3 separate regions of the Homo sapiens genome follow, and all the other regions are linked to region 1. The links are chromatin loops, found by intact Hi-C in ENCODE. Cell type or tissue: MCF 10A. All regions are shown on one strand. Each heading gives the region's core, and the rest is flanking DNA. Links, peaks and the distances in the headings are about the cores only.

Region 1 (10,681 bases), core at 3,311-8,310:
AGTAAGCAGACAGAAACTAACTACATATGTGGAATGAATGTACGTGGGAAAGATCAATTCTGAAACGTGTATAGACGAGAAGTAACAAATATTCTTAAAATAGTACAAGAACTCATCATTCATTCATCAAATTCGTTTTAATATAAATTCTTTATTGAAATATTAGAGACAGAAAATAAGTCATAAATGCTCTTATATTCCCCTTACCTGCTTCCAAACTTTACCTTCCCTACCGCAAAAGATAATCTTTCTACTAACCTCTAACGCCATATTTGCTGTTGATGGCATCTGAGAAGTCTCCAGTTTTCAGCTATTACTAACAGTGCTGTGATGAATATTTTGTTTTTTTGGTTTTATTTTGTTTTAGAGGAGGGGTCTCACTGTCACTCAGACTTGGATGCAGTGGCATGATTATGGCTCACGGAAGCCTGGATCTCCTGGGCTTAAGTGATCCTCCCACTTTAGCCGCCCAAGTAGCTGGTACTACAAGCACACACCACCACACCCAGCTAATTTGAAAAAATTTTTTAGAGATGGGGTCTCTCTCGCCATGTTGCCCAGGCACATCCTGAATTCCTGAGCTCAAATGATCATCCTGCCTCAGCCTCAAAACGTGCTGGGATCACAGGTGTGAGTCACCATGCCCAGCCTCTTCTGTATATAACTAGAATTGCCCGTTCTTTGGATGTATATATGATCAGCTTTAAAGGATATTTTTGAACAGTTTTCCAAAGCAAGAGAGGAAATTCCTCTAAAGCATTTTCTTAAGTGATGAATAGGAGCTTTCTAATGCATTCTTTGCCGTTTTCACAGTGTGGACATTGACATTCATGGTGCAAAAGCAATGATGGATAAACCAGTTGGTGCCTTAGAACGAATCAAGCCAGTGGCACCAAACTGTCTTAGTAGTCATTACATACTAGTAGTCACTGCCATGTATCAAAGCAAACAAGAGCCAGTTTTATTTTTTGAATGTCTTGATGATGTCGGTTTAAAAATAAATAAATAGAAATTTTAAAACTTGAAATGTTTTAATGAAGCACTAAAAAGAGTCAGTTTTACTACATCTCAGCCCTTGAGTTCACATTATTATGAAGTATTTTTTAATATTTTCTCTGGTGAAACGGACATACGCATAAAGCGTATCTGTTGCATGCCCAAGTACCCAAGTACAACAAATGTATCAAAGAATAGAATCTATGAAATTGGTGGACTTGAGAGCTGACTTAGCTGATTTTTTTCATGGAACATAAATTTTACTCGAAAGAATGACGAAGATGCTGGGTATGGTTATTCAGATTGGGGTGTCTCTCAAAAATATACAGACATACTCTTAGAAACAAGTGAAATGGGCCTGTGATCTCAAAGAAAAAACTGTTTTTGGTCAGGGATAGAATTTGAGTTTTCACAAGAAAACTAGAAATTTTAAAAATTTTAAAAACTTGAATCTATCACTGTGAACTTCGCAGCTTGCCCGTACTTTAAAATTTTCTGATAAGATTATCATGTTGTTTTATGAATATAATTTTTCAACATTATCTACTGAAATATGTCAACATTTGGAAGATCTGAATAACTCAGTGAACCAATATTTTCAATGTATCATATTACAAAATTATACATGAGGAGAGATCCATTAAAAGTGCAAGAGATAGGCCAGGTGTGGTGGCTCACACCTGTAATCCCAGCACTTTAGGAGGCCGAGGTGGTTGGATCATGAGGTGAATAGATCGAGACCATCCTGGCTAACACGGTGAAAACCCATCTCTACTAAAAATATAAAAAATTAGTCAGGCGTGGTGGCGAGCGCCTGTAGTCCCAGTTACTCAGGAGGCTGAGGCAGGAGAATCGCTTGAACCCAGGAGGTGGAGGTTGTGGTGAGCCGAGTTCATGCCACTGCACTCTAGCCTGGCAACAGAGCGAGACTCCATCTCAAAAAAAAAAAGACCTACACCTGTAAAGGTTTGGTGTAGATTCAAAGAGTATCCACAGGTATCTGAAACAGCTATTAAAATACTGTATGAGGCTGGCTTTTCTTCATATACTTCACTCAGTCAACATATCAAAACGGATTGAATACAGAAGCAGATATGAGAATCCGGCTGTCTTCTGTAAATCCTAAGTGACAGTTCCATTGTCATAAAAGAGGACACATAGAATAATTTTTCCAGAAACTCCAAGGTCAAAATCTATATTTTAAATGTGCCTAATGTACTTCTAAAGTAAGAGTTCTTACTTTGATTAGTTAAATCAGAAAAAATTTTTATTCATATTCAAAATAGTATAAATATATAAAAATGTTAAAGGCATAGCCAATTATTGATCACAGAAGTGACATGATACAGTCGTTTGTTACAAATCTGAGTGATTATTTACAAATCTTTAGAGTTGTTGTCTGATAGGACTCAGTACGGCAGTTGGAGTGTAGCTGAAAGTAGGATAAAGCAGGTGGATATGTGCAGATGATAGAAATATGGAGATGGTAGAATCAATAATAAAAATATCACAAAACAAGCTCCGTGATCCTACTTTAGCTGTTAAACTTTTGTTGTTGTTGTTGTTACTGAGACGGAGTCTCACTCTGTCGCCCAGCTGTTCTCAGCTCACTGCAACCTTCACCTCTGGGGTTCGAGTGATTCTCCTGCCTCAGCCTCCCAAGTAGCTGGGACTACAGGGGGGGCACCACCACGTCCAGCTAATTTTCTGCTAAACTTTTTGAAATGAGAGGCCCATGGTAAAGTAGATATCAACATAAGGCTTGTTGAGTGACTGATTAATTCTAGATTATTATTCTCATTTATTGGCACAAAAACAATTACACATTGCTTTCTATTTGGCTCCTCTGGTGCCCTTACCACCACTGCACAGTTCCTACATATGCCGTGATTCTTAACCTTTGGAGCTTGAGTAATTACCCCTAAATCCCTCTCTTAAAAATCTTGGGGGCCAGGCACAGTGGCTCACACCTATAATCCCAGCACTTTGGGAGGCCGAGGAAGGTGGATCACCTGAGGTCGGGAGTTCGAGACAGGCCTGACCAACATGGAGAAACCTCGTCTCTACTGAAAATACAAAATTAGCCAGGCTTGGTGGTGCATGCCTATAATCCCAGCTACTCAGGAGGCTGAGGCAAGAGAATTGCTTAAACCCGGGAGGCGGAGGTTGCGGGTTCAAGCAACCTCAAGCCTGGGCAACAAGAGCGAAACTCTGTCTCAAAAAAAGAGAAAAGAAAGTTCCTTGGCCTTTTCTTGTGTTTCTTGACCTTGACATTTTTTGAGGAGTCCAGGCCAGTTATTTTGTAGAATGTGTCAGTTTGGGTTTGTGCGATGTTTCCTTGGGATTAGATTCAGGTTGTGCATTTTTGGCAGAAATACAACTATAGTGATGTTGTCACCTTCACCATGCATCGAATCAAAGGGACATGATGGCGATGGCTTCCAAGGTGATGTTCTCTTTGAGCACTTGGTAAGGTGGTGTCTGCTTAATTTCTCGACAGGCAAGTTACTGTTTTTCCTTTGTTATTGATAAGCAACTTCTGGGGGATACTTGGAGACTACGCATATATCCTGTTCTTTATCATGCTTTCACCCAATAGTACCCACTGATGAACATATTGTGTATACATGAAATAATAATAAACTATTATCACTGATAGAAGGAACATATTGTGTATACATGTAATAATAATGAACTATTATGACTTCTTAAAGCAGGTTGTTCATTGTTTCCTGAGTATAAATAAATCAGAAATGAATGGCTTTAATTTTCTGTAAAATATGTTTACTTAGAAAATAATAGAAAATGTCCTTTACAAAATGAGTTCTAGGGTTTTATTGAACAAAATGTGTTTGCAAAACACTGTGGGGTGAAAAGAGTATGACCCCTTACTTCCCCATCATAACGCTCCTGGCTGACACTCCCGTAATAAAAGACAGGTTAACAAGAGAAAAGCATAACATATTTATTTGATCAAAGTTTTTTTTTACGTGACAAAGGAACCTTCAGAAATGAAGCCCCAGAGGTCCCCAGAAAACTGTCTGTTTTTATGCTTAGGCTGGGTGATTAGGGGACATCTTTGTAGAAATGTGAGTGAACAAAAGGGGAAGCTCTAATGCTAACAGACTGAGTGCAGACACCCAGCAAGGCCTGTCTGTTCAGATTCTTCTCAGCCTCTCCCTGCAGCATGCAGCATCCCTTCCTCCTGGGTATGGGGCAGGGCCCTTCTGGAATGCGGGTTTATGACCTCCGTGCAGGCAAAATAGACCAGATAGTTTCTTTATGGCCAACTCTTACACAGAAAGGCAGGGGAAGATTGGAGTAATTTTTTTTTAGGTTTTAAGGCTAGCTTTCAGGGAGAATGGTTCTGGTTTCTATGGACTTGCCTTGGGGAAGAGGGATTTTAGTTTCCTTGTTTGTTTGTTTGTGTTTTGAGATGGAGTCTCACTCTGTTGCCCAGGCTGGAGTGCAGTGGCACAATCTCAGCTCACTCCAACTTCTGCCTCCCAGGCTTAAGTGGATCTTCTGCCTCAACCTCCCGAATAACTGGGATTACAGGCATGCGCCACCACAGCCGGCTAATTTTTGTATTTTTAGTAGATACCAGGTTTTGCCATGTTGGACAGGCTGGTCTCGAACTCCTGACCTCAGATGATCCACCCGCCTCGGCTTCCCACAGTGTTGGGATTACAGACATGAGCCACCGCACCCGGCCCTAGTTTCCTAGTTTCTATGGTCGGCCTTGGGGGAGAAAGTTTAGCAGGAGGAGGAAGGCGAGGAGAAGGTCAGAAACTTTGCTTCTGAGGCCCTCCAAGGCCCTCCCAGGCCCTTTGCTCCAAGTCCTCAGCAAGCCAGAGGACGTCTTCTGAGCCCAACAACAGTTTAAGGCATTCCAAAATTAGAAGAGCAATCAGGCACCCAACCATACTAAAAGCGTGTTTATATTTTCGCATATTTTCCAATCCATTGAACAAACAAGCAAACAAACAAAAGAACTGGTGTGTAGAGTGAAAGGAGCGTTAGTGTGTATAATATCTGTGGACAGAATAGTCGTCTGAACTGAATCTACAGCAAAACTACAAAGCTGTGATATTGTGACTCCGAGAAAGTGCAGATTTCATATTCCAGTAAGATTTATTGAATGCCCGTTGCCTGCTAAGCATTTCATACATAAGCATATTCACACACAGCACCTTATTTTGTTATCATAACTCTATAGGGCAATGGTATTATGCTATTCTTCCACTCAAGAGAACTTTTCAGAGGTTCATTTACTTAACAAATCATAACTGCCACATCCCAGGTGCTTTGTTAAGCTCTGGGAATGCAACCTGGAAGAAGACAGATCTGGTTCCTCTCACTTTCTAAGCCCAGTTATAACATGCTGGGCCCATGATTTTACTCAACAGTAAAATCGAGGTTTACGCTGTGTGCTAAGAGAGGCATCCAAACCAAACGTGTGGACTCAGGGGAGGCTTTGCTGATGGAACTTCTAATTAGGCTGGGAAATGAAAGACGACAGGAAGCTGGGTGAGGAGGGGGGATGGTGGTGGAGGGAGGACCCAAATATTCCAGGCAGAGGGAACGTTGTCTCAAAAAAATAAAAATAGAAATAAAAAAGGCTTCTGTTGGGCACGATGGTTCAAGCCTGTAATCCCGGCACTTTGAGAGGGTGACGTGGGCGGATCAGGAAGTCAGGATATCGAGACCATCCTGGCCAACATGGCAAAACCCCCCATCTCTACTAAAACTACGTGGTGGCACATGCCTGCAATCCCAGTTACTTGGGAGGCTGAGGCAGGAGAATCGCTTGAACCCAGGAGGCAGAGTTTGCAGTGAGCCGAGATCACGCCACTGCACTCCAGCCTGGTGACAGAGCAAGACTCCATCTCAAAAAAAAAAAAAGAAAAAGAAAAAGCGCCTCAGGCTGTCCCAGCATTTTCATTCAAAAAGGAGCTTTGAGAGACAGCCAGGTGGCTAGTGACGGGCTAGCAGAGGCAGAGAGGGCTGCACCTTTTCTACCACAGTTTAACATTGCTCAGAGATTGCGTGTCTAACCTCAGGAAGGTTTTGACATAGTTTACACTGATTTTACTTTGTTCACTTCAGGATGGAAAGGATGGCAGAGTCTCTGCTGCATCCAGGATAGTATGAATCATTAAAATGCTGAAACCACTTTCAGCAGTGTATTCTAGTCCTGGCCGGAAGTCACTAACCTAGCTGAAACATCAAATATTATGGTAATTTGGTCTGAGAATAAATAATAGATTATGTTAATACAGACAGGGATGAGATAATGAGAAACAGGCTACTTAAGAAGCATATTGAGTGGTTTATTTGTGAATCAAAAAGAAGCAAGGAAATTGCATTAAAAGAAAAACTGACCCTGGAGTCACTCTTTTAGGTGACCTTAATATTCCATAAATTATAAGTTAAGATAAATGAAACAAAAGCTCTATATTATGAAGAGTGAAATTATTTTGTAATTCTGACAGAAAACTAAGTATTCTAACATTTTACTGAAGAAAAGCCTGTTGATCATTCTCATTTCCCGCCACAGAACACGTATACCCTTTGCCAACACTTACTGAGCAGTTACTATGTGCGGTTACTAAGGTCTAATGTTTTGTTTTGTTTTTTTTTGAGACAGGGTCTCACTCTGTTGCCCAGACTAGAGTGCAGTGGCGTGACCTCCGCTCACTACAGCCTCAACCTCCCAGGCTTAAACAATCCTCCTGCCTCTGCCTCCCAAGTAGCTGGGACCGCAGGCACGCCATCACACCTGGCTAATTTTTCTACCTGTTTAGCAACAGGGCCTCACTATGTTACCTAGGCTGGTCTTGGACTCCTAGGCTCAAGCGATCCACCTGCCTCAGCCTCCCCAAGTGCAGGGATTACAGGTGTGAGCCACCATGCCCAGCCTAACTCTTTACATCCACGCATATACTACCTTAAACATCTTTGCCATGCGAGAATGTAGATACCACTTGTATAGATTGGGAAACTGAGGCACATGATGGTTGAATAATTTGCCAGAGGAAACAGAGCTGGCAGGCTGAAGGGCTTCAGACCAAAACTTCTCTGACCTCATTTGGTAGCAAAACATATGCAAAGCTTTCTACAATCTTTACATACCCCATTAAGTATGAATACTTATACATTCTCCTGCAGAAATATGTATAATCATAATATACTGCCCCAAATCCCTCTTAGGAGAACTGATAGATGGTGTGTGGATTGTCTCCTGTCTCTAAAAAACACTCTGAGGCCAGGTGCGGGGGCTCACGCCTGTAATCCCAGCACTTTGGGAGGCCAAGGAGGGCGGATCACGAGGTCAAGAGATGGAGACCAGCCTGGCCAACATGGTGAAACCCTGTCTCCACTAAAAATACAAAAGTTAGCTGGGCGTGGTGACACACACCTGTAGTCCCACCTACTCAAGTGAGGCAGGAGAATCACTTGAACCTGGGAGGCAGAGGTTGCAGTGAGCTGAGATTGCACCACTGCACTCCAGCCTGAGCAATACAGCAAGACTCCGTCTCAAACAAAACAAAACAGAAAAACACTGTGAATTCTAAATATCTGACCTCAGGGGTTTTGGAAAAGGCATTTTGGTCCTTTGCAATTTATACACCAACAAATAATGAATTAATATAGTAACATAATAATTTATTTAGTATACCCTTTAAATTTAATACTTGCATTTTCCAGATATCAATATAAAGAAATTGGCAAACCTCAAATAAAATTCAATTGGCGTGTTTTAGAGACAGTTATGCTGCTCTTGTGGGCCGCTGCCTGAAATCCAGGTGGCTGCCTGCTGGTAGTCTGGAGTGTAGTGTCTCCAGAATGTAAAGCACTGAACAAAGCAAGGACATCATGAGACATCCTGTTTGAATATTTTGTCTGCAATTTAGTGAACTGTGTGATCCTCAGCAAATTACCAGGTGACTCTGTAACACTGTGATAACAGTTTATGTGTCCAGGTTATTGTGACTATTGAATAAGATGATGTGGGTCTTTACACCTGGCCTCTTCATGGGCATGTCGTAAATTGTAGCAATTATTAAGCTAGATAATTATACATAGGGATAATACTTTTCTATCAAAGCAAATAATAGGCACTAGCTAAATGTCTCCATGAAAGCTAAGTATGATAAAATACACAGGAAGCATCTCCAACATGAAAAGTACCCTTAGTGCTTTGTAAGATAACAGTTCCCACAGTCATAGAGCTTACCTTTTGGAAAGGCGGAAGTTGAAAAATGACTTTTTTTTTTTTTTCAGACGAAGCTTCGCTCTTGTCCCCCAGACTGGAGTGTGATTTTGCAATCTCAGCTCACTGCAACCTCCGCCTCCTGGGTTCGAGCGATTCTCTTGCCTCAGCCTCCCGAGTAGCTGAGATTACAGGCACCTGCCACCACGCCTGGCTAATTTTTTTGTATTTTTAGTAGAGATGGGGTTTCACCATGTTAGCCAGGCTGGTCTCGAACTCCTGACCTCGTGGTCTGCCTGCCTCGGCCTCTCAAAGTGCTGGGATTACAGGCGTGAGCCACTGTGCCCGGCCGAGAAATGATTTTATTATGTAGCTTTGAAATGAGTTCAAACACGTAATTTGCTACATGAGTGACTTAACGTTTTCCTGTGATAAAAACATGGAGTGTAATCTTCCCCACGAGAATGCTGGGTCACACTTTATCAGGCCACATATGTGTTGCTGGCTTCAACCTCTAGACCCCAAACACAGAAAATGTGAGATTTTGACAGGCACATTGAGAGTTCAGGCTGTGGCAAGAATACTGTCTGCCAACCTTCAGGCAAGTCTCTGAAGCCGTACCCACCAACACTGGCACCACTGGCTGGCATCAGGGGCCTTGTGTCATGGTGGATCTATGCTGCATTGCTGAAATTCACTCTCCAAAGAACCTCTCCTAGAAAGGGACACCTCCTAGAAAGAGACACCTCACACTTGCATTCAACTGTACGGCTACAGAGGCCTTCTGCCATCCTAACTGACCAACTAGACTTTAATAAAATTAGAACTCACTTACTCTGTGGTTAATGGACCTCCCTCCTCCATGGAGTGGATTCCCTGTGAGAGCTGTTCTCATTATTCTCCCCCTTTTGAGCACTGAAATAAACAACAACAAAAGCTACAAAAAAAAACCTCTTTACATGGCAATAAACTGTGATTCATGAAATTATACTTTGTTCATCTCATTTCAATCATAAAAAACACTTTAAAAAGCAAGTTTAGCCGGGCGCAGTGGCTCACACCTGTAATCCCAGCACTGCACTTTGGGAGGCCGAAGCAGGTGGATCACCTGAGGTCAAGAGTTCGAGACCAGCCTGAGCAAGGCGGTGAAACACTGTCTCTACTAAAACTACAAACTTAGCTGGGCATGGTGGCGGGTGCCTGTAATCCCAGCTACACGGGAAGCTGAGGCAGCAGACTCGCTTGAACCCGGGAGGCAGAGGTTGCAGTCAGCAGAGATTGTACCATTGCACTGCAGCCCGGGTGACAAGAGTGAAACTCCATCTCAAAACAAACAAACAAACAAACAAATAAATAAAAAATAAAACGCAAGTTTAAATGAATATGAGAAGATGGTAAGTGCTATGCAGAGAAAAAGAAAAAGCAGAACTGGCTTGGAATAGGTGTTGAGGGAGCGGGCAGCATGAGTGACAAAGGTGACAGGTGGTAAATATAGGCCTCAATACAAAAGTGAAGTCGGATCTGAGACTGGAAGGAAGTGAGGACCTAGTGAGTATCAGTAGAAAGTGTTCCAGGCAAGGACTGTCCAGGGCAAAGGCCCTAAGGCAAGAATTGCCGGCTATGTTGATTCACCATCAAAAGCATGCCCAGAGCCCTGAGCCAGGTGGGGGAATTGGGGGAGATAGTAGAGTAGATGGGTTCAGAGACCTGGGAGTGTGGAGATCCAGAGAACCACACAAGACAGTACCGGCACTTCTGACAGTTTCTTTGTTATGTACCTGTGCTTCCATTTGAAATCGTCCGGCCCAGGGGTCAGCAAACTTTTTCTATAAAGGGCCAGATCATGAGTATTTTTTTTTTTTTGAGACGGAGTTTTGCTCTTGTTGCCCAGGCTGGAGTGCAATGACGGGATCTCGGCTCACCGCAACCTCCAACTCCCGGATTCAAGCCATTCTCCTGCCTCAGCCTCTGGAATAGCTGGGATTACAGGCATGCGCCACCATGCCTGGCTAATTTTGTATTTTTAGTAGAGACAGGATTTATTCATGTTGGTCTGGCTGGTCTCGAACTCAGGACCTCAGGTGATCCACCTGCCTCGGCCTCCCAAAGTGCTGGGATTACAGGCATGAGCCACTGCGCTCGGCGATCATGAGTATTTTTAAACGTTATGGTTCATATGATCTCTGTTGCAGCTACTGAACTCAGCTACTATAGTGTGAAAGCCATAGGCAGTTATGTAAGTGAATGAGCATGATTCTGTTTCAGGAAAACTTTATTTACAAAAACAGGCACGGGGCCATGCTTTATCTGCCAGCCATAGTTTACCGACCCCTGCTTTGGCCTAACTTATAAACACAAGGAATTTTTCTCTCTGTTTTCTTCTAGACATTTTATAATCGTATTTATTCCTTTTTTATATATGAAGAGATTTATTCTGAGCCAAAACATGAGTGGCCAGTTGCCCATGTC
Region 2 (10,681 bases), core at 2,325-7,324, 120 kb before region 1:
GAATGGGTCACCTGAGGATAAAAGGGGGAAGTGAATAAAGTCGGGGGACAGAACATCTGAGGTCTCAAGGGGGATTCATGAGATTTTGGATCAAGCCACTGAGGGCACATCAAAGGTTCATGGACGAAGACATGGAAGAATTATAGAACAGGGCCCAGGGCCCACCCAGTGTTGGAGTTTACAAATCAGTCACTACATAGTGGTCCTGGATCTGTTGAATAGTAGACTCTTCAAAACACACTGATAAATCCCTCCCTCTTAAAAGCTGAAGAATTGGCCCTCTCTGAAAACCACAGCACTGTCTCGCATTATAGGGATTAACCCAAACTGCTCTGTGAAGCTCGTCTAATCTATGAGCAATGAGAAAGGCAGAAGAATTTGTAATAATAAAGAAATGAAAACTGAGCTGTAGCCTTCGATTACACTGTGACATTTGGTGAGTTCACTGTCTTTCTTTAGTGTAAGAATCAAGGAACAAATTTGTTTTATTGTTTGGCGTATTATATAACTCATTTGACAGTACTGCTTAAGTTATACAACAACCCCTAATTCATATTTTTAAGCTCGTTTGAAAAAAAAATTAAAATGCTCTCACCTTGGAGCATTACTTTACATTTTGCAGCACACATTTGTAGTTTGGGTTCTTTTTAGGCAGAAATCTGAACTAACAAGTACTTCTATTTTTTCTCCAGATTCTTTACATTTCTACAGCTTTATTTCACCCTTTTCTAACATAATAAACCATTTCTCAGCAAACATTTAGATAAAATGTCACAGACTTGGAGAAAGAAAATCTAAATTGCAGATCAAAAACAAGGCCATATTAAGCATGAGAAGTGGTAGTGGGAATACAATTTACAATGTTTTGATTTAATACCATAAAGAATGTCCACAGAATAGACTGCAGGTTGGAATTCGTGGAGATGTCTTCTTTAGTTTATGTAATGAATGCCATTCTTATTCAGTAAGATTTAATCAGGCTACTTGAGACTGAGATATAAGTGTAGAGAAGATATTGGCTTTCCTTCTCCATATACTTGGAATGTAAAATTACTTAGGAAATTTTACACTGACACTACATGGTGAGGAGATATATATATCTTAAATATATATATATATATTTCTTTTTAAGATTAAGTATGAGACCTCAAAAATATTTGGACTGCAAATACTATTTTAAAGTAATAAAATATTATTTCTGTGAAATAGAAACTAAAATTGAAAAGTGCTTGAAGTATAAATTCTATTAAATTTTAGTGAAAAAATATCAAGAAAATACTCATCATATAATTAAAAATTTATTGTGTACAAATGGGTTCTGCTATTTCTAATATATTTTATTATCAATGTATTATATTCTGTTATATAACTTTATGATATTCATTTAATTTCAAGTACTAGATTTTGATATACTACTTTACCATATTTTGGTTTCTATTTCCTTTTATAGACAGGTTCACTCCCTACCACTAAAAATGTTTAAATACTTAATTTAATCTGAGACAACATCTGCAACAAAAAAACAGAACTGCTGTTGTAAGTTTCTGATATTATATGTAAAATGGCATAACAATATAATTTTATTTGAAGGTAGACTGTGTTAACTTAAATATATATATTATCAATCCTAGAGTAACCACTTTAAATATAAAGCAGCATAGCTAATGAGCTAAAAGAAGACATAAAACAGAACACTAGAAGATAACCAATTGAAACTAAAGCAGAAAATAAAGAGGGTTGAATGAAGAGAAGATGGCACACACAGAAAACAAATAGCAGGATAGTAGATTTATACGCAGCCATACCAATAATCACAGCAGATGTAAATCATCTAATATTTCAATTAATAGTCAGAAATTGACTTCCAATTTCTAGTCCGGCATAAAAGGAACCTGAAAATCATCACTGTCTCCTAACCATAAGTAAAAAGCTGAAAAACTTGATAATCAACAAGTCTTCTACATCTATCAGAGAAGTGAGCTCATAGGACAAACTGCAGCCCTCAAAACTGAAGAGACACTAGTGGATACAGACAGGTCCCACTCACCAGAGCAGAAACCTCATGGGAACGAATACTAGGCTAGGAAAACCTGAACTGTAATCTATACATTGCACGAAACCTCATGGGAACGAATACTAGGCTAGGAAAACCTGAACTGTAATCTATACATTGCACGAAACCTCATGGGAATGAATACTAGGCTAGGAAAACCTGAACTGTAATCTATACATTGCGTGAAACCTCATGGGAATGAATACTAGGCTACGAAAACCTGAACTGTAATCTATACATTGTGGGAAACCTCATGGGAACGAATACTAGGCTACAAAAACCTGAACTGTAATCTATACATTGCGCGAAACCTCATGGGAGCGAATACTAGGCTAGGAAAACCTGAACTGTAATCTGTACATTGCTACAGGCTTGATTTGGACAATTCTGAGAGTTAAAATCGGGGTGGGGCAGTTTTAGGGGGACCTCCACACTTTTGAGTTTTACCTCTAGCAGCACCACCAGAGTCTCATAGTGAAGGTTAGAGAAGAAGTCTGTCTTAGTCTGTCTGGACTACTATAACAAAATACTTTGAACTGGGTGATTTATAAACAATAAAAATTGTTCACTCGGAGGCTGGGAAGTGCAAGAACGAAGTGTGGGCAGATCCAGTGTCTGATGAGGACTTGCTCTCTGCTTTGAAAATGGAGCCTTCTTTCTCCATCTCCACATGGTGGAAGGGCAAAAGGACTCCCTCAAGCTGTATAAGGATATTAATCCTATTTATGAAGACAAGCCCTCATGACCTTATTACCTCCTAGAGGCCCCAACTCCGTACCATTAGTATTAGATTTCAACACACAAATTTTGGGGGTTCAGAGAGATTCAACAATAGCAAAACTCCTCATGCTTTTGACAGAGAGAGTAGAAAAATAACTACTTTGAAATATGCCCGGAGCATTCTGCTCTTTTTAACAAGGCGTGCCCTCAAAAGGACGTATTTTACCACAGCTAGCCCCATCTGGCCTTTGACATGGAGTGAAAAAAAATACACAACTTCAGACTGCTCTGGCCATCCTGTCCCACCTAAGTGGAAAGAAGAGAGAGACTCCAAAGCATTTGCGAAGGTCACAGCACAGGAACACAAGCTCATTAAAAGACTGGAACCTAATCATCGGACTACAGGACACTTTCCCTCCCACTCCACCTTCCCGCCACATCACTAATGACCTATCTACCACAGTTCCTTCTACCTGCATGTTCAGCTTTCAACAAAAGTTACAATGCACATTAAAAAGTAGAAAACAGGCCAGGCGTGGTGGCTCATGCCTGTAATCCCAGCACTTTGGGAGGCTGAGGTGGGCGTATCACAAGGTCAGGAGTTCGAGACCAGCCTGGCCAACACGGTGAAACCCCATCTCTACTAAAAATACAAAAAAAAATTAGCTAGGTGTGGTGGTGTGCACCTGTAATCCCAGCTACTCAGGAGGCTGAGGCAGGAGAATCGCTTGAACCTGGGAGGCGGAAGTTGCAGTGAGCCAAGATTGTGCCACTGCACTCCAGCCTGGGGACATAGCGAGACTCCATCTCAAAAAAAAAAAAAAAAAAAAAAAGTAGAAAACACAATCTGAAGAGACAAAACAAGCACCAGAACAAGGCTCAGATATGGCAGGGATGTTGGAAAGTTAGAGATTGTCAGACTGGATAAAAAACAAATCTTAAATCCATGCTGTGTGCAATAAACTAATTTTAAATAGAATGATACATATAGGTTAAAAATAAAAAGAAAGAAATATCATGCAAACACTAATCAAAAAAGGTGGAGTGGCTATAGTAGCATCAGAGTAAACTTAAAGACAAGAAATACTACTAGAGGTAAAGAGGAATATTCCATAATAAAGAAGTCAATTCATCAAGAAACTATAACAATCCTAAATGTGCATGCATCTAATAACAAAACTTCAAAATCATAAAACAAAAACAATTGAAAGGAAAAATAGACAAAAATCCATATTTACATTGGATAGTTTAACACTGTTCTCTCCACAACTGGTAGAACTAGTGAACTATATTCACTAAGAATATAGAAAATGTGAACATTATCAATCAACACATCTTGACTGATATTTGTACAAAATAACACCTAACAACAGCATACTGCACACTATTCACATGTGCTGTGGAATATTCACAAAGACAGATCATTTGCTGATCCATGAAATAAGTCTTGAGAAATTTAAAAGAATTGAAATCACTTCAGAATAGGTTCTCTCACCACAAATGAATTAAACTAGAAATCAATAATGAAAAAAATATCTGGGAAGCCCCAAACTATTTGGAAATTAAGCAATATGGTTACAAATAACCAAGCACCAAAGAAGAAATTACCAGAGAAGTCAGAAAATACTTTAACCAATGTAGCAGTGAAAACTTAACATACTGAAATATATGGATGTCAGTTAAGCAATGCAATGCTGAGAGGGAAGCTTGATCTCCATATGGTTATATTAAGCACCGTGAAAACAAATAACTATAATATACTAAAACAGTATTTATTGTTTTTGTTTGTTTGTTTGTTTTTTTGGCGACAGAGTCTCATTCTGTCGCCCAGGCCGGAATGCACATGGCAGCAATCTCGGCTCACTGCAACCTCCGCCTCCCAAGTTCAAGCAATTCTCCTGCCTCAGCCTCCCGAGTAGCTGGGATTACAAGCACCCACCACCATACCTGGCTAATTTTTGTATTTTTAGTAGAGATGGGGTTTTGCCATGTTGGCCAGTCTGGTCTCAAACTCCTGACCTCAGATGATTCACCCACCTCGGCCTCCAAAGTGCTGGGATTCCAGGCATGAACCACAGCACCCAGCCTAAAACAGTATTTTTTGTTAATGAGGGACCATTTAAACCTTCTCTACTTGGAAGGGGCAGGGAATGAAGGACAGGTATGAGGCTCAACACAGTAAAACCTAGGGACGGGGGCGACATTTAGGCTGGACATTGAAAAATGAAGCCAGATGAGGAATTTCTGTGAGGCAGGAGCATGAGGAAAGGCAGGGCATGCTGTCCCTGAGATGCTGTGGATAGAAGAGGTGTCATTCCAGTGTGGCCGGAGGGTAAGATTTCTGGAGGAAAGTGAGCGGGGCCGAGAACATCAAGCTGAGCGCGCAACAGATTGTGAAGGGCCTCGTATGCTCTACATGTACATAGAAGTAAATGTGTGAGTCAGAATTCCTTCTGTGGACATACTCAACAATATTCTCTTTTTGCTTCTCTAAAGGAAAAATAACTGACTAATGCAACAGTCAGCTCAATATGAATCATAACTATTGAAAAAGAGAAAGAAGTTTGATGAATACCAAAATTAACAGAGGCTTTTCCATATGTATCCTTTGGGTAGCTTCCCAGAAGGAAGAATCAACACAGCTACTTGGCAGGTCTACCTAAGCTAGCCCCAGTCACACTTCTTCACAAACTCCAGCTGGCATGCAAAGTGTGAGAAAACAGCCCAGCTAAAACACAGTACTGAAAAGTCTTGAATTTACAAACAAAAGATTGCTATTAAATAAAGAAAATAGAAAACAAAACACAGCACTGTGTTGTGACTGTGAGGAATACTTTTGCACCAGAAGATATAAAATGTGATTAAACAGGCGTTGATTGATTTGGGTTCGGTGGGTCAAGGCCTCTCCCTGGATTTGAACATTTCAGAGTCCAGACTACTGACTGGCTGTAATATCAAAACACTGTATAAAATGCTTCGATTTGTAACAGAATTTAACACTGTCAGAAGTCATAAGGCAGTTTTGTTTTTCCTAATTCACAATTAAGTTATAATAGCAGCAAGCTGACTTTACTCAGTCACAGAGCCAGAGGATTTGATGAGGTGTACAATTTTCCCTCAAGGATAAAAATGTAATTATGAAAAAGTCCTGAACTGAAAAACAGTATTGTCAGCTATTTCCAAGAAAGATAAAAGATCATTTAAAGGTAAAGAGATTACAGATAAAAGGAATACAAAATTAAGTTGAAACCACCAGGGTAGAGAGAACAAGTTCTAAACAAGAACCAAACATTAAAACATTTTATTATAACAAGAAAATATGGCTTTCGTTTTTCTAAAAGGACAATAAGTTTTTAAATTCATGTCTGATTAGTTCATCCAGATGTTTAAAGATAAATAGATATCAATTGATGATTATACTTTCCATGTTGCTGATAAATAGATATCAATTGATGATTATACTTTCCATGTTGCTGATAAATAGATATCAATTGATGATTATACTTTCCATGTTGCTGATAAATAGATATCAATTGATGATGATACTTTTCATGTTGCTGATAAATAGATATCAGTTGATGATACTTTCCATGTTGCTGATAAATAGATATCAATTGATGATGATACTTTCCATGTTGCTGATAAATAGATATCAATTGATGATGATACTTTCCATGTTGCTGATAAATAGATATCAATTGATGATACTTTCCATGTTGCTGATAAATAGATATCAATTGATGATGATACTTTCCATGTTGCTGATAAATAGATATCAATTGATGATGATACTTTCCATGTTGCTGATAAATAGATATCAATTGATGATGATACTTTCCATGTTGCTGATAAATAGATATCAATTGATGATTATACTTTTCATGTTGCTGAAGAAGCGAACCCTGAATGTGCCTCAGTCTGTCAAACTGACAGTCAGAGGGAGGCCCTAGTCAGAGGGAGGCCCTATTCTACACTCAGTAACCAGGGGACTCCTTTTCATAAGTTCATGTAAACTGCAAGGGGTACTTAATAGTTTTGTTTTCATTTCTTACCCCAAAACCTATCTCCCACTAAGCCCTCTCTATAAAATGAAAAAATTAATATCTGTTTCAACAGGATTGCTGGGAAGATCAAGGAAGAGAAAATGAATAATATATGTAAGAGAACTTTGCACACTACATAGCCCTACACAGAACGCATTATTACCAAGTATTTTACATTTATAAAGTGCTTTTCAAAGCACTCTCCACTTAAAATTCAATTCACAATCACCAGCTAAGGCTGAAGATTCAGACACAAAATCCCCGCCTGCATGAAGCTCATGTTCTGGACTCTAGAGGAATCAGGTAATCCTGTCTATACCTGTGGAAAATGCTGTGAAAACATAGGATGTTGCTACAAAGAAGTTGGCGTCCAAATTAGAGAAATGAGTGCATCGCTCCTGTTCTCAGGACTCTGGATTTCTGCAACCTTCTTAAAATCTTTAATGAATATTTGAAATTATCTCATTGCACCTGTTATCAATCCTCTGATAGGAACCAAGAGAGATATATGTTATTTCTGAGAAAAGTGAGGCTTCGAAAAGATAAACAACCTCATTGTGATTCAATGACTTGACGTTCAGCTCACAGTCTAGAAAATGGCTAAGTGGCAAAACTGGTCTTCAGACTCAAGAAATGTTCAGTATTATACAATAGAGTGCATTTGGTGTTTGCAGTCATGGAAATGGAATGTGGGGTCTTATTGGAAATAAGCTACTCCATACCAGACACGTATTTTAAAAGAAGAAATCATGATTCTTAGAAAATCGGGTGTCATGACTATACATTTAAAATTCTGTCAAAATCAGTAAAACAAAGTAAACAGCCAATGTGTATGCAAATGCTTTACATGAATAGACTATCTAGTCTCAAATCCAATAGCTGTTCCGGGAGGAAAAAATCTCAATTTGTTTGCCGTGAGAATGTCAAACTGATATTTCTGTAACAGTTAGCATGGCCACAGTGCTCCACAGAGAGTGCAAAGATCCTGCATACTGGGTGGCCAATATGGGTTTAAAAAAGAAGGAATTTTTATTGCCCTCTCCCCAACAATACTGTGCGTGCACACACACACAGACACACACACACACACACACACACACACAATGCAGCAGCAACAACAGGTGCAGGGAAAGGTTCCAGCAACCCTTTCTCTGCTCCTCAGGGAGGATATTCTGGAGCCTTTTCAAAGGCTCTTCCAGAGCTGATTGAGAAGGTTTTCTTCGTCAATAAACAGAGGTCAAGGAATGCCTCTTTGCCATGGAGTCTGGTCAAAGTTAAGTGTCCCACTTGTGGACAGGAACGGAGGTAGGAGCTGGATGCCTGTCGAAAACAAACTAAATTCCAGAAAATAATCTTAGTGTTCAACAAGAAAGAAATGTTTTCAATAAATTTGTGTTCATTTACAAGACTGGAAAACTGTTTAAAGTAGACTACAAGATTGGTGATAATTACTTAAATAAGCATTTATGGAAAATTGTTGTTTTATATATTTTTATAAATTTTATATTTATATAATATGAAAATTCATATTATATATTTAAATATTGTCATATATTTAAAATTCATATATATTTTAAAATTAAATATTAAAAATTAAATTATATATTTACATTTAAATATTAAACCTATTAAAATTGGCATTGAATTTCTTATATATGTCATGTATATTATATATTTAAAATTATATATTATATATTATATATTTATAAAAATATATTTTTTATTTTTTATAAATTTTATATTTTTATAATTTGAAAATTCATGTTATATATTTACATATTAAATATATTAAAATTGGCATTGAATTTATTATATATGTCAGGAAAACAATGACAAAGAAATACAGCAACGTTAGCAATCAGTTTTTTTTCTCATACTTTTTTTTAACTTTTATTGTGGGTTTGGGGGTGCGTGTGCAGTTTCGTGATAAAGGTAAACTGGTATCACGGGGGTTTGTTGTACACATTATTTAGTCATCCAGGTACTAAGCCTGATACCCAAATAGTTATTTTTTCTGCTCCTCTCCCTCCTCCCAACCTCCACCCTCAAGGAGGCCCCAGTGTGTGTGTTGTTCCCTTCTTTGTGTCCATGAGTTCTCATCATTTAGTTCCCACTTATAAGTGAAAACACGCAGCATTTGGTTTTCTGTTCCTGCATTAGTTTGCTAAGTAATGGCTTCCAGCTCCATCCATGTTCCTGCAAAAATGGACATGATCTCATTCTTTTTAATGACTGCAAGCAATCAGTTTTAAGCATGGTCCAGTATTAACCACAATGAATATTTCTTCCATATTAATAATAAAAAATGTAAAATAAAAAATAATTTCCCTATTAAAGATAAAAAATTGGAAATAGGTATTAACCTTCCTCTCAAGTCTCAATAAAAATAACAATAAAAATAACAAAAAGTGTTCTGTTTTGTTTTATTTTAAGTTGTAAACCCATAAGAGCAGAAATATCAACAGAGGAAACAATAACAACAAAATAATGGGGGTGGAAAGCAAACAAATGAGCAATCATGGACTAAGAGACCAGTTCAAGCATAAATCAAGGCTGGCGATGGGAAAGCAGAGAAGCAACATGGTTTACAGCAGAAAACCCACAGAGCCTCAGAAACGAGCAGCAACAGAAAAACAGGCTGTTAAGGAAGCAGGTCAACAGCTCCCCTACCGTGGTCCTCATTTCCACACCATCCTGCATGCCATGGAACGATCCGTCCTCCACCCTGGAGAAGCTTAGAGCTTATTCTGTGGAATGGGAGAAACGGAGAGTCCCTGTAATGGAGATACCAAGAAGGAGAGGCGGGTCATATACTGGAAACAAGAGAAGCAAAGTTGATGTAAGGAATATTGAGACTACAACTGGATCTTTCCTTCTGTGGCTCCTAAAATGCAGGTGGCAGAGTTGTACCTTCCATGCAGGAAATAAGAGGGTTTTTCTAGGGAATTGAGAGGATCTCCAGATAGCTGGGCCTATTTAAATGAGAGTGAAGCCCAAGCTGATGTGAAGCTTGCACCTAGAATTTCCAATCAATCTTCTAGGGCCTCACTCTTAAATATAAGCAGACAGCTAAGGATCACCATCCTTTGATAGGATTAAGAATGAGCAAACACTGGAAACATACTGAAATACAGCCGGCTGTCTAAAACAGAAGATATAGAATATAATGAAAGACCAAAATGGATATGTGTAGAGATTACACAGGGAAGATAGTGGAATTGACAACTCTGGCAGCAACGCTGCTAAGGACAGGATGAATATGAAAATTGCTTGAAGTTCAACAATAAGGAGAAAGGAGGTTGCCAAAAAGACCAGGAGAGGCAAGAACAAGGCCTGTCATAAGGTTATAGTGCATGAATGGCCTATCGGTTAAGAATTAATTCAGCAGAACATAATTGAAAATACATTTTAAAGGAGCATGAATAATATTTGTATTTTCTCTATAACAAGGCAGGTTAGTTCAAATGCATCATGACGTCTTCAGGAACCCACACTTGTCTCTCTTTATTGAACCCACACTCTTCTCTTTCTATTGATCCCACACTCCTCTCTCTATTGAACCCACACTCTTCTCTCTGTCTCTCTTTTGTTTTGTTTTTGTTTTTTGAGACAGAGTCTTGCTCTGTCATCCAGGCTGGAGTGTAGTGGTGCAATCTTGGCTCACTGCAACCTCTGTCTCCCAGGTTCAAGTGATTCTCCTGCCTCAGCCTCTTCAGTAGCTGGGATTACAGCCGCCCGCCACCACACCCGGCTAAGTTTTGTATTTTTAATAGATACCGTGTTTAATTTCACCATGTTGACCAGGCTGGTCTTGAACTCCTGACCTCAGGTGATCCGCCTGCCTTGGCCTCCCAAAATGCTGAGA
Region 3 (10,681 bases), core at 1,337-6,336, 82 kb after region 1:
AAAAGACGAGGAAATGTAAAGTACAGAAGAAAAGGAATAAACCCAAAGGAGAAATAGAATTTGAGTCAACATCAGCCAAGACATCAACACAATTTTAGAACATAAAATGCAGACGAAGAAATGTTCATCAATGAATTGGCTGGGCGCGGTGGTTCACGCCTGTAATCCCAGCACTTTGGGAGGCCGAGGCAGGCGGATCACGAGGTCAGGAGATCGAGACCATCCTGGCTAACACGGTGAAACCCCGTCTCTACTAAAAATACAAAAAATTAGCCGGGCTTGGTGGCGGGCGCCTGTAGTCCCAGCTACTCGGGAGGCTGAGGCAGGAGAATGGCGTGAACCCGGGAGGTGGAGCTTGCAGTGAGCCGAGATGGCGCCACCGCACTCCAGCCTGGGCGACAGAGGGAGACTCCATCTTAAAAAAAAAAAAAAAAAAAAGAAATGTTCATCAATAAGGAAAAACTAAGGAAGCTATAGCCTCTGTCAAACAGAGGAGGAGACCAGGACATTGGAAAAGGGCCAATGGGATTTGCTGATGCTTGGGTAAGAGTTGTGGGGAAAAAAGGAGTCATGGACGAAAGACACCAAAAATTTTAGACTAAGCAACTGGAAGAATGGAATTACCAAAATATATAGAGAGAATCTATGGAAAGGCTGGATTCCAGAAGTGAGGAGTGTGCGTTAGCTCGGGATGTGATGAATTTGATTAGTCAATTAGACATCCAAGTAAAGATAGTAAGTAGGAAATTGGACATGAAGCCTACTACCATTTGGAAATCTGAGCTAGGGATATATATTTGAAAGTAGTCATCTTAGAGATGCTTAAATAGCATCTCTATTAAGCTATTTAAGATTCAGTGAAATTGTCCGGGCTCACGTCTGTAATCCCAGCACTTTGGGAGGCCAAGGCAGGTGGATCATGGGGTCAGCAGTTCGAGACCAGCCTGACCAACATGGTGAAACCCCGTCTCTACTAAAAATAAAAAAATTAGCCAGGCATGATGACGGGCCCCTGTAATGTCAGCTACCTGGGAGACTAAGGCAGGAGAATTGCTTGAACCCGGGAGGCGGAGGTTGCAGTGAGCCGAGATCGCGTCACTGAACTCTAGCCTGGGTAACAAGAACGAAACTTCATCTCAAAAAAAAAAAAAAAAAGATTCAATGAAATCAAGATTTATCAAGAACCTGACTACTTCTCACCACTGCTCTACCTGTCCCCCAGCTCACCATCATCTCTCCCTAATTATTGCAAGTCCCTTTGCACGTCTCTCCACCTCTGCTTTTACTCTCTTGGTTTTTTTTTTTTTTTTTTTTTTTTTGAGACGGAGTCTCGCTCTGTCGCCCAGGCTGGAGTGCAGTGGCGCCATCTCGGCTCACTGCAAGCTCCGCCTCCAAAGTTCATGCCATTCTCCTGCCTCAGTCACCTGAGTAGCTGGGACTACAGGCACCTGCCACCACACCCGATTTTTTAGTAGAGACGGGGTTTCACCGTGTTAGCCAGGATGGTCTCGATCTCCTGACCTCGTGATCCGCCCGCCTCGGCCTCCCAAAGTGCTGGGATTACAGGCATGAGCCACCACGACCAGCCTGCTTTTACTATCTTAATGTCTATTTTCATTTGGCAGCTAGCGTGTTTCTATGAAAATGGAAGTTAAATCATGTCAGCCTTCTGTTCGAAACCTTCCAGTGGTTTTGAAGCTTGTATTTCATTGAAGGCTGCCACCCTAAATGACTGACCGCCTTCTTCTGATCTCATCACCTACAGCCCCCGTTTCCTTACACAGCTCCAGCCACATACACGGCAGCCTCCAGGCCTTTCCTCTGCCTAGAATATTCCTCCCCAAGAAAACTGCATGGCCCAATCCCCCACCTCCTTCAGTGCCACCTTCTGAATAACAAGGTTCTGATCACTTTATTTACAAGCTCACTCCATTGCTTCCTTTCTCACTTAAAAAAAATTTTTTTAAACACTTCCCAGGTAACATACTATATATTAAACTTATTTTGTTTATATCCACTAGAATGCAAGTTCCACGAAAGCAGAGCTGGTTTTTTTTGTTTTCCATTGGTGAGCCCCTAGCACCTTGCATAGTCCCTGGCAAACAGTGGGATCTCAGTATTTGCTGAACACATGGTACTTGGAACTGAAAAAGAAGGGGGATCGGTTGAAAAATCCTTACCTAGCCAGGCAATTCTCCTCCACTATCTTCCCTAAGTAGGCATTTATTTCCTTTAAAAATTGAGGGAGAGAAAAGACCCAGAATCGGGGATACCTTGCACAGAATAGGATTAAGTATGAAGATACAGGCTGAAATTAGAAGTGAAATATGCCTAACAGGTGGTGAACCCTCAAATCTGAATAGCTATTCTCAAATTGCTCTTTAAAGGGTTTTAGAATTTATGTGGCAACCAGAAGTACAAGAGATGCTCATTCTCCTATGTCATTGTTATAAACGGTGTCGTTAATCTTTTTGATCATTGCAAATAGCATTGCAAATGCCATTTTACTCACCATATAATTTGTATTTCTCTTACCACGAACAAAGTTCAAATTCTTTCAATGTATTTAAAATATATTTACTTTCTTTTCTGCAAACTCTTATTTGATCGTTTTTTAAAATTAAATTTCTAGTCTTTTCCTTACTGACTTTTTTTATTTTTATTTTTTTTGAGATGGAGTCTTGCTCTGTGGCCTAGGCTGGAGTCCAGTAGTGTGATCTCGGCTCACTGCAACCTCTGCCTCCCAGTTCAAGCGATTCTCCTGCCTCAGCCTCCCGAGTAGCTGGGATTACAGGCTCGTGCAACCACACCCAGCTAATTTTTGTATTTTTAGTAGAGATGGGGTTTCACCATGTTGGCCAGGCTGGTCTCAAACTCCTGACCTCAAGTGATCCGCCCTCCTCAGCTTCCCAAAGTGCTGGGATTACAGGCGTGAGCCACCACACCCAGCTTCTTACTGACTTTAAAGAGCTTTTTATACATTAAGATATTAGCACTTTTCCTTCCTATAGATTTCACATTTTTCCTGCTTTGTGATTTGTCTTTTGACTTTGTTTATGATACACTATTTTCTAACAACATTACTGGTAATTTCCCCCCAAGAATCAAGATAAGCACTCACTGACCTGAATCATCGCCATTCTTTCTTGCTCATCAGTCAATATGCTTTTAGCTGCTTCAAGTTTCTCCCTCGATGTGTTCAATATTTCCTGGAATAACTTCTATAGAGAAAGCACAGAATTCCAGGTGAGATCATTGATTTAGAACAGTTGGATTCCTGACCTTAAACAGCCAACAACTCTGAGTATATATTTTCTTAGCCTTTAGGTTGAAGGTTCAACGAACTTATCTAATATTCTGTAATAAACATCAACTAAGGTAATGGTTTTGGAGGACCAGAATGTCTGTCCATTTCATCCATATAGGAGTTGGCCAGAGTGTTTTGGGATTTGCGTGAGTGACTCTTACCCTGTAATTCTCAGCAGCCTCTTGTATCCCACACACCATGTGATGTTTGTGCTCCTGGGACTGGAAGCATTTGCTGCAGAGTGTGATTTGGTCAACATCACAGAACAGCCGTGTTGGTTCCAGGTGTGTTTCACAATAGGCATCTTCTGTGATGTTGTGCTGTAACTGAGGGCTGAGCCTTTTGGACATCCTGGTAGGGGTCCCTAGTTGAAGACTGGACTGTATGCTTCTACTGAGGTATCTCCCTGCACTGTGAATGAGAAAAAATGGTGGCTTCCTTTGTTTTCTGGAGCAGGCACACACACTTGGCAACTTCAGAGTCCACGAAGATCCAAGGAAATAAGTCCACGCAGACAGAGCGGGTCGGCGCTCTGGACTCCTCAAATCCAACAAATTTCTGGCAGCTGCCTGCTTGGGGAAAAGACAGAGTTAGGCCAGTGTTCTAAGACCAGCGGGTTTCCCTCAGGTCTTCTGACAATCTTGAGCAATAGGCTGAAAATTAATTACAAGGAACAGCACTCACTTACGAGTCATTCAGGGGAAAACAGTGCTCTAAAGGCATCGCGCTAATTACTGAAGGAACTTCAGGACTAGAGTGAGGTAACAGAGTGCGAAAGAGGTTCGTTGATAGAATTACAGAAAAAAACCACAAGTATCTGAAAAAGTTATTAAAATACTTTCCCTTTGAGAGACAGGGTCTTGCTCTGTTGCCCAGTCTAGAGTACAGTGGCGTGACCACGGCTCACTGCAGCCTCTGGAACTCCCAGGCTCCAGCGATCCTCCCACCTCAGCTTCCGGAGTAGCTGGGACTACAGCTGGGACAAAACACATGCAACAGAAGGAATGGGGAAGCAAATAAGGGAAAACAGCTCCTCTTTTTTTTTTTTTGAGACGGAGTCTCGCTCTGTCACCCAGGCTGGAGTGCGGTGGCGCGATCTCGGCTCCCTGCAAGCTCCGCCTCCCGGGTTCCCGCCATTCTCCTGCCTCAGCCTCCCGAGTAGCTGGGACTTCAGGCGCCCGCCACCTCGCCCGGCTAATTTTTTGTATTTTTGTAGTAGAGACGGGGTTTCACCGTGTTAGCCAGGATGGTCTCGATCTCCTGACCTCGTGATCCACCCGCCTCGGCCTCCCAAAGTGCTGGGATTCCAGGCGTGAGCCACCGCGCCCGGCCGAAAACGGCTCTTCTAAGAAGCCATCAATTAAAGAGATTTGCAAAACAGTGAAGCCAAAGCCACTCTTCTCAATAATTGTTTCCGAAATAAAATTTCAGGAGTGACGTGACGCGCTGCCCGCGGTCTGGCCGTGAGCGCCCTCGCTCCTTCCTCTTTGACTCCATCTTCGCGGGGGCGGCAGCCGGAACCGCGGTTCAGTCACCAACATGCAGTTCTTGGTCCGCGCCCCGGAGCTACACGCCCTCCAGGTGACCGGCCAGGAGACGGTCTCCCAGGTCGCGGCTCAGGCAGCGCCACTGGAGGGCTTCGCCCCGGAAGATCTATCGTGCTCCTGGCAGGCGCGTCCCTGCAGGGCGAGGCCACCCTGGACCAGGGCGAAGTGGGAGGCCCCGACTGCCCGGGAGGCCAAGTCCGTGGTTCCCCGGCCCGCGCTGGGAAAGTGACAGGTCAGACTCTTGCTAAGGTGGCCAAGCGAGAAGACAGGCCGGGCTGAGCCGCGGGTGCGGTACCACCGGCGCTTTGTCGACGTTGTGCCCATCTTTGGCAAGAAGAAGGGCCCCAATGTCCTTCTTAAGTCCTTTGTAATTCTGGCTTTCTCTATTAAAAAAGCCACTTAGCTCGAAAACTTTTTTCTCAGAAAAATGTTTTTGTTTTTATTATTTTATTAACTTATTTATTTATTTTTGAGACCGAATCTCTGTCGCCCAGGCTGGAGCACAGTGGCACGATCTCAGCTCACTGCAACCTCCGCCTCCCGGGTTCAACCGACTCTCCTGCCTCAGCCTCCCGAGTAGCTGGGACTACAGGCGCGTGAAACCACACCCAGCTAATTTTTTGTATTTTTAGTAGAGACGGGGTTTCACCGTGTTGGCCACACTGATCTGGAACTCCTGACCTCAGGTTATCTGCCCGCCTCAGCCTCAGTGCTGGGATTACAGGTGTGACCCACCGTGCCTGGCTTGTTTTTATTATTTTAAATGAATAACTATAAAATGCAGTTTTAAATTTCTAATACAGTAAACATAGATATTAACGCTCATAAACAAAAGCTTATTGGGATCTTCGTCAATAATGAGTGCAAAGGAGTACTGATTCCAAAAAGTTGAGAATCTTGGCCTGAAAAGGCATATTCCCCACAAATAGGACTGTGAATGAATGCATCCATAATTTTGATATGTTTTGTCAGTTTCCCAAGCACAAAAGTTGTACAATTTTGCACTCCAAGCAACAAATTAAAAAGATGTTAAACTTTTGGATCATTGCCCACTGGCTGGGTGAGAAATAGTGTATTCATATATTTTCAACTTCCATCTGTTATATTATTAATATGTCTAAGCCTTTTATTTTCATATGCTAAAAAACCATTTTCACTTCTTTTGCTGTGAAGTCTATGTTCAAGCCTCTCTCTCAGTTTATTCCATCAGGTTTGGCCTTTTTGGAGGGAGGGGTCAATTTTAAGAGAGAGCTATAGATCCAAGTTCCTGTAAATTGTGTGAGTTGCAAATACTTTCTCCCTCCTTCCTTGTTTTTGATGCTCTCATCCTTTCTTCTGCTTAGGTCTTTGAAATCCCTGCTGGTTTCCCGTGTCTTAGGTCCCTGAACATGTCCGAGATGACTCCACTGAGTCACCAAAACAAAGAAATTCACCAACTCAAATTTTTCCTTGAGCTCTCAGCAGCAGTTAACATAGCTGACCACACCCTTCTTCCTAGAATGTTTTCTTCTCTCATCTGTCTGCAGCTGACATTCCTCTAACTTGTCTGGTCTTGTTCTCCGTGGCCTTTTCTGGTCCCACATCCTCTGAACCTCTCAATCTTGGGGTGCTTCAAGGTTGAGTTCTGGTCTCCCAGTCCTGGTCTCTCCCTAGGTAATCTTACTCGTTTCTGAAGATTTAAGTTCCATTCTCCGATTTCAATCTCCTGCCCAATTCCCAACATTTTTGCAATAGAATGTCTAAGGAGCACTCAAAATTAACATATCTAAAGCCGCTCAGGATCTCAACCCAGTGGCTCTCTTCCCCCAAACTCATTCCTTTAGAGCCACAGTTTAAGCCTTCCTTTCACCAATTCAACTATTGTTTTCCAAATTTATATTCTGTCCTGCCCTCCTCGTCCATCTCCAGCTCCTCTCTGCTCAACCACCAGAATACTATTTTAAAACCAAAACCAAGTGAGCAGGTTTGTGGTCACTTTCTATGGCATTAGAGTAAGATCGAAGTGGGTAATAACCCCGTCCTATACAATCTGGCCTCCTGCCTTCTTCTGATCTCTCTATAGCTTTCCCCCATCACTGTCAATCTAGCTGCCTCTAATTCATCACAGCCCTTCCCCCTTCCGTGGCCAACAGAGCTCTTCTCTCATATTTTTGCAATTCCAGCTGCCTCTTCTTTCTTCTCTTCAGTTCTCAGCTCAAATGTCTTCCCAAGAGAGACCTTTCCATCACTACTCAATTTGAAATACCTTCCCACTACTCATCTCCTTATTTTATTTTCTTAGTAGCGAAAAGATTTTATCTTTCTATGAACAAGTTTACTTGTGGGTCACTCTCCATCCATAAGAAACTAAGTCCTTGAGATGCCCTGTGTCTACATCTGACATACTCGATGCACAATAAATATTGTAAACGATATTTTATGTTAAACCAGTAAAAATTGAAGGTGTAATGAGAGAGGGACAGAGACTAAATATTTTTACAGAAACAGCAAAGGAAAATTGACGAATTAAGTCCCCAGCATGTTGTCTACCCTTATTTTGTTTTTCCTAATATTTTTCTTCAGGCTTTTTCCTGATAACACACAGATACACACACACACACATAGATTCTAAGATCAAGTTTAGAAATCTAAAGAAACAATTATTAAGAAAATGATCTATAGAGAAAATCTCACTTACTTTCTTTGTAGCAATCCTGGGTATTTCCTTTTTTTTTTTTTTTTTTTTTTTTGAGACAGGGTCTTGCTCTGTCACCCAGGCTGGAATGCAGTGGCGCAATCTCGGCTCACTACAGCCTCGAGCTCCCAGGCTCAAGTGATTCTCCCACCTTGACCTCCTGAGTAGCTGGGATTACAGGCGCTGCACGACCACACCCGGCTAATTTTTGTATTTTTTGTAGAGACGGGGTTTCAGTATTTTTCCCAGGCTGGTCTTGAACTCCTGGGCTCAAGCAATCTGCCTGCTTCAGCCTCCCAAAGTACTGGGATTACAGGAATGAGTCACCACACCGAACCAAGGTATTTCCTTTAGGGAAAAAGCTGGAACAGTGGAGACTGAAGAGATTTTATCTGTTCAATTCCTCCCTCAGCCCCGCCCTCACACCATCAGGAAGGCGTCTGTGAAGTTTCTTATCATATTCACACAATTAATCTCATTAGAACCACCTGAGTTTATTAAAACGCAAGCCTCTTCACAGGGTCTCTGATTCCAGAAATCTACGGTGGGGTCCGTAATTTACATTTTTAATGGACTCCCAGAAAATGCTTAATAGCCCTGACCTTGGTTGGATAAATATCTTGTTTTATCTCCAGTGCCATGTACAGTGCCTAACACCTCTAGCTCCTTAAGGTTTGGGGTTTTCTTTCTTAATGAATCTAGTGTATATTGACAATTTCACAGGAAAGAAGCCTTCGAGCTAACACTCAAGACTGTGTTTGTTCCTTAGTAGAAAATAATGCCTGACTTGTTAGTTTCTAGAACGTTTGCTGGAGAAGTGTTCATTCCAGTATCTGTGGAAAGAAAAACCAAGAGTAGGGATAACTGCCTATGGAATCTGTCACAGATGGGAGGTCAGGGAACAATCCCAGATAATTCATACTTGATATTTGGCTTCAGTGAGGAGGAACTCTTCACAGCTTTCTAAGTTTTATAGTTTTGTCCCCGAGGGTTTTTATTGCATCAGTCAGTCAATCCCCTGCTAATCAAACCAGGGAGTTTTTTTCTTTATGCTGCTGACAGGATAATGAGAATTCTTCTGCTTTGCTTATCTGATCTTTCAGAACCTGGTTCTACCTTATGGAATCTCAATACACCGTTTCTCTTTTTCTTTTTTCTTTCTTTTTTTTTTTTTTTAGATGAGAGTCTCACTCTGTTGCCTAGGCTGGAGTGCGGTGGAGCGATCTCGGCTCACTGCAGCCTCCGCCTCCCAGGTTCAAGCAATTTTCCCACTTCAGCCTCCCGAGTAGCTGGGATTATAGGCGCCCACCACACCCAGCTAATTTTTGTATTTTTAGTGGAGATGGGGTTTCACCATGTTGGCCAGGCTGGTCTCAAACTCCTGACCTCAGGTGACCCACCCTCCTTGGCCTCCAAAAGTTCTGGCCACCGCGCCTGGCCATACACCCTTTCTCTTATCTCAGATGATTACCTACACCCACTCTCTTTTCCAAAACCCAATTCCCCAGCTTTCTTCAAATAGACCACATTTATTCCTGTGCCCCCTCCCCTCCTCAGCCAGTCCATCCTCCTTTACTTCTCTTATTTTTCTAATCCAATCTTCCTTTCTCTTCTAAGCCTGGGTACGGCCAACGTCTGTGAAGATACTCACACATACTTGTTGTCAGATACTCTGTCATTTACTCTCACCATCCCTTGAGCTTTCATAACTCTTGAGCTTACTCATCTTGACAAGAAAACTTTGTAATCTTTGAATCAAATGGAAAATAAACATCAAGCATATTGTCAGGTTTTGAAGTCTCTTAAAGCCTGTTTTAGAGTATTAAATGCTTAAATAAATACTTATTAAAGCCTGTTTTACTATTAAATAAATATTTATTAATAATTAAATTATTAATTCTAGAAGAGTCAATATTTTAAGATAATTCTAAAAACATTACAAAAAAGTGTGCTAAACCCTTATTTACTGTTACATGCCCCACCTGTTGCATGCTCCAACCCCGTGAGGTACATCTGCAGCTGATGAAGTAGATGACGTAGAGATTAAGTCACGGGATTAAGTAATTGACCAAGAGCACTGGGTGCAGAAAATTGAAGATATGGAATTTGAATCGGGTGCCAAATTTCATGATATTTCCTTATTATAATTATTTGTCCTTATTAAATATTAATCAAATGGCTTGACAATTTACAAAAAAGATGCCTCAAATTTGTATGACAATTTATCACGAGATGCTTTCATAGGGCTAGAGTAATCACATTACAAGGAACACAGATCATTTTAAGGTAGTTAGATTTTTCATAGGAAAACTTTTCATTAAAATGAAAATCCTGAAGAAATGTAGTTTTTTTTCACTGTCAAAGAACAAATACAATTATGAATGAGTGAGTCATTGTTCTCCTGAGTCATTTCATGAACTTATAACAGTCGTATCCCAGCCGGGCACTCTGGCTCATGCCTGTATCCCCAGCACTTTGGGTGACCGAGGCGGGTGGATCACTTGAGGTCAGGAGTTCGAGACCAGCCTGGCCAACATGGGAAACCTCATCTCTACTAAAAATACAAAAATTAGCCGGAAATTGCTTGAACCCAGGAGGCGGAAGCTGTAGTGAGCCAAGATCGTGCCACTGCACTCCAGCCTGGGCAACAGAGCAAGACTCGGTCTCAAAAAACCAGGACAAAACAAAAACAGTCCTGTCCCCTTTGTTAGCCACATCACCTTCACCACTCGCCCCAGGCTGGCATACTCTCGGCTTCTGGGTGGGATGAGTATGGCTGGTGCCAAACAAGGCTGTATTTGTTACTTTGGACCAAATCTGCGGCAGGAGACTACCACCTCCTCCCATTCCAGAAAAGAACAGCTGGAGGCGGGGGTGTGCTGGTTGTGGTCCCAGTGTTATCACTCATCTGGAAGGTGTGGCTTCTCTCTGGCTCCTTTTCTCCAAGGCTGCTCCATTAGAAGCAGGGGCTTGGCTCTCACTGGTTTACTTCCCACAGCTCTAAGAGGTCCAGAAGTCATGTTCAACTGCTTCTTCCTTGCTTAAGAAAGCATTAAAACTTAAGAATCAGGCCAGGCGCAGTGGCTCACGCCTGTAATCCCAGCACTTTGAGAAGCCGAGGCAGGCGGATCACCTGAGTTCCGGAGTTCGAGA

The links. Hi-C counts contacts between places; a loop is a spot of excess contacts. Peaks named below come from ENCODE experiments on the same cell type or tissue, not always from the same donor. Only the 100,000 strongest peaks of a DNase experiment are listed, where the experiment ranks them.
Region 2: a loop joins it to region 1, with 9 times the contacts of the local background. A loop is called at or near these places in 1 of 110 quality-filtered maps.
Region 3: it touches region 1 in a loop (4-fold over the local background); 1 of 110 quality-filtered maps calls a loop at or near these places.

Annotation. Positions count from the first base shown.
Region 1 is chr4:188,017,847-188,028,527 of GRCh38, forward strand. No RefSeq gene overlaps it. Among named protein-coding and RNA genes, the nearest start is that of ZFP42, 27 kb to the left of the region's middle. RefSeq lists an enhancer at 3,947-4,484. In MCF 10A, for the core only: no CTCF peak of the experiment used is centred there; a DNase peak (open chromatin) is centred at 6,035.
Region 2 is chr4:187,902,998-187,913,678 of GRCh38, forward strand. No RefSeq gene overlaps it. Among named protein-coding and RNA genes, the nearest start is that of ZFP42, 87 kb to the right of the region's middle. In MCF 10A, for the core only: no CTCF peak of the experiment used is centred there; a DNase peak (open chromatin) is centred at 5,314.
Region 3 is chr4:188,101,712-188,112,392 of GRCh38, forward strand. It overlaps TRIML2 (tripartite motif family like 2), which reads right to left and starts at 7,892. Exons shown (of 8, transcript NM_173553.4): 1 at 7,532-7,892; 2 at 3,469-3,879; 3 at 3,126-3,221. The coding sequence starts at 3,657. It also overlaps the pseudogene FAUP3. RefSeq lists enhancers at 4,849-5,366, 5,886-6,404, 6,405-6,923, 10,556-10,681. In MCF 10A, for the core only: no CTCF peak of the experiment used is centred there; a DNase peak (open chromatin) is centred at 3,980.